Linked DNA regions of Homo sapiens: regions 2 and 3 are each linked to region 1. Evidence: chromatin contacts called from ENCODE Hi-C or POLR2A ChIA-PET data. All regions are on one chromosome and are shown on one strand. The core of a region is the stretch at or near the end of the contact, and the rest is flanking DNA. Distances in the headings are between cores, read along the strand shown.

What was found. A loop is a pair of places that touch in the nucleus more often than their neighbours do. ChIA-PET counts read pairs that join two places held with the same protein, here RNA polymerase II (POLR2A). Pooled maps may share reads with other maps.
Region 2: a map of dorsolateral prefrontal cortex shows a loop between it and region 1 (3-fold over the local background). The contact joins the enhancer-like site here to the promoter of MAP10 in region 1. A Hi-C loop is called at or near these places in 1 of 168 maps with a recorded cell type or tissue (dorsolateral prefrontal cortex) and 2 of 50 pooled maps. POLR2A ChIA-PET finds 5 or more read pairs at or near these places in 1 of 52 experiments (MCF 10A).
Region 3: a pooled map shows a loop between it and region 1 (2.4-fold over the local background). The contact joins the enhancer-like site here to the promoter of MAP10 in region 1. A Hi-C loop is called at or near these places in 1 of 168 maps with a recorded cell type or tissue (cardiac septum) and 8 of 50 pooled maps. POLR2A ChIA-PET finds 5 or more read pairs at or near these places in 2 of 52 experiments (CD4-positive, alpha-beta T cell and PC-3).

The regions. Positions count from the first base shown.
Region 1 is chr1:232,803,973-232,806,760 of GRCh38, reverse strand. MAP10 (microtubule associated protein 10) reads right to left here and starts at 1,345. Exons shown (of 1, transcript NM_019090.3): 1 at 1-1,345. The coding sequence starts at 1,311. RefSeq lists enhancers at 356-952, 1,162-1,241, 953-1,550.
Region 2 is chr1:232,703,522-232,706,309 of GRCh38, reverse strand. No RefSeq gene overlaps it. Among named protein-coding and RNA genes, the nearest start is that of LINC01745, 13 kb to the left of the region's middle. Within about 2 kb of position 1,374, at least 9 of the 41 ENCODE cell types and tissues checked have a DNase peak (open chromatin) inside an H3K27ac peak, as active enhancers do; they include dorsolateral prefrontal cortex, where a contact is called at or near this core.
Region 3 is chr1:232,899,573-232,902,360 of GRCh38, reverse strand. It overlaps a transcript of LOC101927711 not described here. Among named protein-coding and RNA genes, the nearest start is that of NTPCR, 50 kb to the left of the region's middle. Within about 2 kb of position 1,365, at least 6 of the 41 ENCODE cell types and tissues checked have a DNase peak (open chromatin) inside an H3K27ac peak, as active enhancers do.

The sequences.
Region 1 (2,788 bases), core at 96-2,595:
AGATTCGGGTGACTTCTTATCCTCAGTCCTATATAACCAGGCTAGGTGAGGATGTATATGAGCAGGACTTGTCACAGGTTGGTCATATAACAAGGACAACTCAACTAACAAAGCATTTAACAAAGGCAACTGCCTTATTGTATTAATTCGATTTTGTTCAGTTTGACATGTTTGATTAGTTGCTCCTATATTCTGAATATGTGGAGGATTTACAAGCATTGGAGGATGTTCGTGTGCTGCAGAACTTGGATGCTTTAGACAACTCCTGTGTGCTGGGGGATTTACACGCTTTTTTTCAGGAGAAGCATCATCCATTTCCTCAGGTGCATTCATTTGAGGCTCAATGGTGATTTTAGCCTGTGCAGGGGGCGGTTTTTCTTGGGTCAAGTTAGTGTAATACAAAGGAGGAGGGCAAAATATATTGGTCTCCATGTCCAATTCTGTGACTTCCTCATTTAGGGAGCTAACATTTCTCCCATTGCCAGCACCTGAACATGTAACAACAGAATTGGTTTTGCCATTCTCCACAGAACCCACATTATCACATTCGGCCTTACTTTTAACCATTTCCTTCAAATCCTTCTGTGCCTCTGGGATTTCTAACTCCCCCAGCGGCTTATCAGCCTCTTTTGGGCTTGGCTGTGAGGCTGGCTGCTGCAGCTGCTGTCTTTCCTGCTGGGTTTGGGGACTGACCTCCGCTCCTCCTCCTGTGCGGGTGAAGGTGAGGGGCCGCTCAAGTTGGCTCAGCAGGCGGCTTCCCAGGTCAGTCAGGCGGTAGGCCAGTGCAATGTCCCCAGTCCGCTCGCCCACTCGATTATGCAGGGGGAAACGTCCCCGGTGACGGTGGGAGCATCCGGAGGCGGCCGGCCCCACGACCCTGTGCGCTGCGGTGGCCAGCGAAATGTCGCAGGCCCCCAGGAGCTGTGGGGTGGGCGTCGGGCGCCCAGGGGGCAGCTGCAGCAGCAAGGTGGCAAGCGGGGTCCGCAGGAGCCGGCAGTGCAGGGTAGCAGGCTGCAGGCGGAAGAGGCAGGACTTGCCGCGACCGAAGCGGATGACACCGGGCCACGGTTCGGCGGCGGGAGCGCCGGGGCCGTCAGGAGGGTAAACCAACAGCGTGGGGAAGTCCAGCAGGCGGAAGGCCACGGCGGGGCACAGACCGCGCGGCGACGAGGCCTCCCCCTGCTCCTTTTCCTCCTCTTCCTCCTCCTGCTCCACTGCGGCAGCGGGGGACGGCAGCAGCCGGGCTTCCAAACGCACCCAGTCCACCAGCAGCTCCAGCGAGAAGAGCCGCTCGGACAGCGAGGCCGCCATTGCTGTTGCCCCAGGAAACGCCGCCGCGGGCTCCGCAAACGAGAAGCTGAAGCCCCGGGGTCTCACGAGAAACCGGAGCAAAAGGCATCGCTGCCTGCTATCTCGCGAGATTTGCGGAAGCGCTCCAGCGGGTCTCGGGCGGTGTCTGCTTTGGGGGTTTTGCTGCTCAATGTGTTTGGCCCCTTTGTATGCATACTTGTGAGCCGTTTTTTGCCACCAACCTTGTATTAAGACAATTGATGATAATGCTGAGGATATAAGTGGTAAAAGACAGTGAGTTTTTTGGGTAATGGTTTTATCACTGCAGATCTTATGTAACTTGGGGGTCAGATCAATATACCTGAGGAATATTGAAAGAAAATCAGGACTCTCCTTCCTTTCCCATGCTAAACAGAGCCAGTTAGTTAACTGTCCACAGTGGGCCATCTCTGTGTCTGCTGTTCTACCCAAAAGATGGTGACACTGCTGGGATGGCCAGGGAGCCCCTGCCTCATCAATTACAGTAGTACTGAGACAGACACACCACACACACACGGAGTGTGAATACACTGGCAAAAACTCTCCTTGGCTGAACTTTGGTCAGGCTCATCTAAGCCTTCTTTCCGACTAGGCCTTGACCTTGGCTTCCAATCCTGTGGACCCTGGATCACCGAGTTGTAGCAAAGGTCTCGCTACGGCTGTTGAGAGAGAACCCCCAACCCTTCATACCTGATTACCGTCGATACCTGATCAAATTCTTCATTTTCTATCATTGGTATCTGACCACCCTGGCCTGGCTTCAGCAAGAATCCTATTAGGCCTGCTTAATCAGAACCCTCCCACCCGTGATGTTCCCTATCAGTAAGTTTCCATCCACTTGACCTGACGCCCCCTTGGCTTTAAATCCCCACTTGTCCATGCTGTAATTGGAATTGAGCCCAGCTCTGTATTGAGGTCTCTTTTCTCTTATTGCAGTAGTTCCTGACTACAGTGTTTTTGCCACTTCAACTACTGTCTGGCCCTGTTTTTTATTTGACAACATTTCCAGCTAAGCAATCATGATGCATGAGAGTAATGTTAATGATTCCATCAATAAAACAAATGTGTGTACATAAATATACACACATCTACAGAGACACACAGAACTTGCTGCTCTATCCAGATATTTTAAGAAACATACTCCTAACCTCAATGAGCTAGCCAGCTAGGAATCCAAGGCCAGTTTTTGGAGAGCCTTGAATGCCATGGTAAAGAATTTGGACTATATTCTGTCCAAATTTTTTTGATTGAATAAGTACATCATAGCAATATTTGGAAATGTATCATGGGGAGGAATACAAAGGATGGATTCTACTAATTAGAAATTGGATTCAGAGCAATCTATTAGAAGACTACTGCAGTGGTCTAAGAGGCAGATAATTATGACCTGCACATGGTCAGGACTAGTGGAAATTAAAAAGAGGTGGCAGAAGAGGCATTTGTGATGGAGGAATTTTAA
Region 2 (2,788 bases), core at 125-2,624, 100 kb after region 1:
CAGAAGAGCAGTTCTCCACATCCATATTGCAACACATTGGAATGTTTAACAAGTCATTTGTTACTATTATGAAATTATTAAAGTAGGTGAATATTTTAATTAGAAATCACTTGTTTCAAAATTTCTTGAATGGAATGAAAGAAATGGAAAAGGGAGTGTGTAAGTCCATGAGAGGGGGTGACCTATGTCACAGCACCAATAGTGCTGTTCTAACATAGAGGGAATGGGGAGAGACCAGTGTCCTAGAACATAAAGGCGTGGTTCTATATTTCAAAGTGCCCCATAACAAAGAAGTAATAAGACGACTAGGTCTGGACTGTGCCTATGAAGGTGGAAAGTCTGAAGACACACTTGCCTCTGGAGAGTATGTAGTCAGTACTCAGGCACCGGGTAGCTCCTCAGAAGGAAGGAGCAAGAGGCTCTTACTGGTTCAGAGGCAGCTTGTCTCGGGATCTCAGACGTGGAAGGCTGGTGTGGTTCTGATGCATGCACAGCCAGGATTGACTGGGTTTGCAGCTTTCCTTTCTCTTTTCTGTTCTAATTCTGGAGGTAGAACTTGATGCCTCCTTTGAGTCCTCTGCTCCTGTTTCCTCTGTTCCCATTTCCTGTTCCCGATGGATCCTGAGAAATATGTGAACACTTCAAATGATGTTTGACATTATTGAAAAGGGCCCTCTCTAGAGAATACCTTTTATTATGTGAAACATCTTATTTGTGATACGTACAGCACTTGTGTTTAAGCTGTTGCCAATTTATATTTGTGTATGCAGTATTAGTTTTCTTTGAGAGGCGGCCAGTTAGGACACTTATGTTGCTGAGTACCCATTACATTGTGAAAGATACCCCAAGGCTAGCTGATTGTTCAGTTTTTCCAGATTTTCTGTCTTACTGCTAGTGCCAACTGTGCGTCTGGGCATAAACCAGACCCTGATTCACCAAAGGCTGGCCATTGTCTCTTCCTCTTACCCATCTATTCTAACACACCTTCAGTCACCCAGAGCCCATAGAGTGCCATCAACAATAGCACACCTTACACGAGAAGAAAGATGAGACTTTCTAGTTTACTAGAAAGAATGCAAGTGTGAACATTCTGCAGTGAGGAAAACAAAAACCAGAATAGAAAAACACCAAAAACTTGGAATATTCCTCTTGGTTTTCATTGAGTTGATAGAGTGGGCTCTTTAAGGATGGGACGCTTTACACAATACATCAGGTCATGAGTTCTCAGCAGGGGCCAAAAGGGACACATTGACAAAGGAAGACATCATTTTCATCCAGCAGATTCAGGGACGAAGGGATCTGTTTTATTGATGCAGTGCTGAGTCACTTAGCAGCTGACTCATTAGCAGCCATTAGCCAGCCCACAGTCAACAGAAAATGAGCACAATTGTGCAATCTTTACAGAAGAGAATTTACAAATTAGGGTTGGCAACCGAACTGACAGATCTGGGACTGTTATCAAACAGAGGAGACTTTCTGCCTGCTGACTATTTTGGAGACTTGAACCCAGCAACATGAACACCCAGGAAGCTGTTGCACACTACATACAGGTCAAACAAGACTCCTTTAAACTGATGTTTTTCTGTCTGTCTCTGTTTGCTCCTTGTATGAGATTATGCCATTACATTTATGCACTAAGCAGACAGATAATACTATTAGTTCTGATTTCACTTGGCTCCTTAAACACCATACAGGTTACTAACAGAGCTGTTTTAATACATATTGGCTCTTTGTGTCATGCCAAGACACAGGTGTCACTAGGGGACACAGGGCTGGAAACTTAGCCAAGCATGAATGGCCCAGAAGGATAAGACTGGGATGTCTTCTAAATAGGGAGAGGAAAACGACTACCATAAAGCCAGATAAGGCAACAGGAAGTGTTCGCCAGGCTTTCAGCAGTGGGAAGTGCTACCATGGAATCCTTCTCACTCTGGTGGCCAAATTTACTTGATTTCTACCTTTCATCCAACCTGGTGCCCCTATGGTGGGCTTCACTATGAATTACTCAGTGAGACCTCTGGCTAGTCCTGCCTTTACCTTGGTACCCCCACTCTCTCAAGGTCAGGTTTCCCTGACTGATCACTAGCTCTCTGAAGCTCCAGCCTGGTAGGTAATTGGGCACCTGTCTGAACCTCAGATCTATTTTTTTTTTTTTTTTTTTGCGCGACAGAGTTTTGCTCCTGTCGCCCAGGCTAGAGTGCAATGGTATGACCTCGGCTCATCACAACCTCTGCCTCCCAGGTTCAAGCGATTCTACTGCCTCAGCCTCCTGAGTAGCTAGGATTACAGCCATGCGTCACCATGCCCAGCTAATTTTGTATTTTTAGTAGAGATGGAGTTTCTCCATGTTGGTCAGGCTGGTCTCAAACTCCTGACCTCAGGTGATTCGCCTGCCTTGGCCTCCCAAAGTGCTGAGGTTACAGGCATGAGCCACCACGCCTGGCGAAAACCTCAGGTCTTTAAAGTCAGATGGTCCTGACAAGTTAGCCTTACCAAGAGAAGACGTTCTGCCAGGTAGCACTGGCTCCCAGCTATGAACCCTAGTTTCTTCTGCCATTTACTGGCTGCATACCTTTGGGCAAATGACTGAAATCCCTAAGTGTCTATTCCTCCATCAGTTACATGGGAATACCACTGCAGTTCCATTTAGCTCCACAAGACTCCATTTACGCAACAAATATTCATTGATCACCTCTGACAAGCCTGGCTCTGTGCTAGGCACTAGGGACACAGTGACAAACTGTAAACTACGCAGATAAGGTTCTTTCTCACATGGAAGGAAATTTAC
Region 3 (2,788 bases), core at 116-2,615, 96 kb before region 1:
CTTCTCAAATTGTTCCTGGGGATAACATCACTATTGTAAAGCCTCAGATCAGTGCTTGAGATACTTTGCAGATCCTGCACTTGGGGGATCAGCTGGCACCACCCAGGTCAATAAACGGGCTCATCTGATCTTGTGGGACCCTCCCAGGAACTGACTCAGTGTAAGACAGCTTCGACTACCTATGATTTCATCTCTGACCTGACCAGTCAGCACTCCTTACCCACTGGTTGCCCCCTACCCACCAAGTTATTCTTGAAACCGCCAATCCCCGAATGCTCAGGGAGACTGATATGAGTAATAATAAAACTCCCGTCTCCCATACAGCCAGCTCTGTGTGAATTACTCTGTCTCTATGCAATTCATCTGTCTTGATAAATCGGCTATGTCCAGGCAGTGGGCAAAGTGAGCCCGTTGGGCGGTTACATGGGTAGCCATATAGGCCAGGCTAAAATAGACAAGGACAGCTAGCAGGCTCAGCCTTCCCTCCTTGCTGAGGAATCACTGAGACCTCAAGCAAGAAGTGAGAAAGTCCAGTCCAGTCCTTTCAAGATCCTATTTCTCCTCAACCCGGGCCTGTGTCCCAGTGAATCTTCTCTGTGTTCTCTGGGACAAACCTGTCCCTGCAAGTAGGCACTGAAATGATATTTTCCTATATTTTCCAGAGAGAGGGGTGTGGGGGCTGTGGTATTTTTAAGTGACATGTTGCAGCCCCTACTTCACCATTAGAGGCATGCAGATTATAATGGATGGGCTGAGCTGGCTTGAAGGACCCTAGGAAGGGCAGACGCTGGTGACTTCTATTCCTAAATTAGCAGTGTAAAGTCAGTGCAATCCTGCCATTTAAGAGGATTTGCCTTTCTCGGTGCATCTCCCTAAAGTGAAAGCTGCAGGTGCTTATTATCAGGACTTGGCTTCCTGCTTTCGTTCTGTGCATTCTTTCTCTTTGCATAGTTTTAACAGTTGAGAAAGTGACATGGCCTGCTCTGGCATTTGACAGAAAGAGAGCAGATTCTAGGTCAGAGCACTTGAAAACGGCTCTCCCACTTTGCTGAAGCCTTGGGCTGTGACACTTGGCTGGCCCATACAATGAAATATGCCTTAACATCCTGTGAGTTTGATCTTCAATTAGTACCTGTGCATTATGTATCAATTATATGACCTCCTCCTAGCCCTCCCTTAGCTTTCTAGAATTAGCAGGGCAGACCTGGAATTCCACAGGGAACTAAAAAGGACACTGTCGCAAATAAGGAAATAGATCAAATTTCTAAGTTTAGCAGCGACTTCGCCTTCACACAGAGATTCCCAGAACGCCAAGCCTCGGTGCCAGTTTCTGCGGCCCGTGTCCTCTCCTTTGAAGTTCATGTACTACGCATAGCAAGGCTGGCAGCTCACACTATTTGTAGATGGGTGATAGAAACATTACCTATCCCTGCTTCCTTCTTGCTTTCCAACCACGAAATGGGGTGGGCTAGACCTCAGGGAGGCAGCTCCAGGAACTTCACCCCTGGCTCAGTTTCCAGAAATAATTGTAGTGAGCGCCCTAACCCCTCAGGGGCTGCATTCTAAATGGCTCCTAATATGCATGCCTGGGGCACAGATTCAGTCTCCTCCAGGCTGGAGGGGAGTGGAGAGTTCTGAATCCTAGCTCCTGTAAATTGATGTTAAGTTCTGTAAGAAAACCCTTTTTCCTCTCTATAATTTTTACCGGGCAAAGGAAAAACGCCCTAGTCATTCCATAAAGCCTAGATTTCCCCAAGAGATTTAAACTCTGTTTTGTTTGTTTGTTTGTTTTTCAGAGCACAGTTATTATGCTGCTGCATTTCTGTATAGAAATGCCTCACGGATCTATTTCTTGCATTTCCCAGGCTTATATGTTGATTCCCTGAAAACCATATCAAACAACTTTTACTTCAGCTCTTGCCACCAGAATTATTTCTTGGTATGTTAATCAGATTTTCTGAACCCTAAATCACGGCTCATTATCTAATGCATGTTCAGAAAATAAATGACTTAAATTATGACCGACCTTGAAAATCTGGTACATTTAGTTGACAAGTCCCTAGGTCCAGCTAGCCAAGTCCGTGTTTTTGGGTCGTCTGCCCTGTGGCATGAATAATAGCAACATTTATGTGCTTTCTATGTTCCAGGTACTGGGCTAAATGCTTCAAAGACACTCCTCAAAAGGGCTTTGACAGAAATGTTGTTCCTGGCTTGGGAGATGCAGTGCAGAATGGCTTTTCACATGCCATGGCCCATTCCCTTGCCTTCCTCCACCATAATGGAGGAGCAAGGAGAACAGCCTTCCCATCCTTCCTTGCAGCTGGGGATGACCATGTGACAGATTCTGACCAATGAGATACAAGCTGAAGTTTCTTCTCCTCTGGAGAAAATAACAAAGCCTTATTCAGAAGGATTGGTCTTGTCTGCCTTCTACCTGCCTGGAACTCAGACACAAAGCCCAGAGGAGCAGCATGAGGAAGAAAGTTCTTTAGAAAAGGAATTTAGAAAGAACCTGAGTCCTTGATCTCTCTCCTGAGCCATTCCACCAGCCCTGGACTTTAGACCCCCAGACACCTGGTTGTGTGAGATGAATATCATCCTTTTTAGTTAAGTTTGGTAGTTGAATGCTCCGTAACTTACAGCCATGTACTAGCAAATGCATAGCTCTTTGTCATGTAAGTGTCACAGGATCCTTCGGGCGTTGCCTTTCCAACCAGATACCTCTGTGGCCTTTACCCAAGTTTTGCTAGGGCCCACTGGACTCATTCTGCCCACTTAGCTTGGCAGG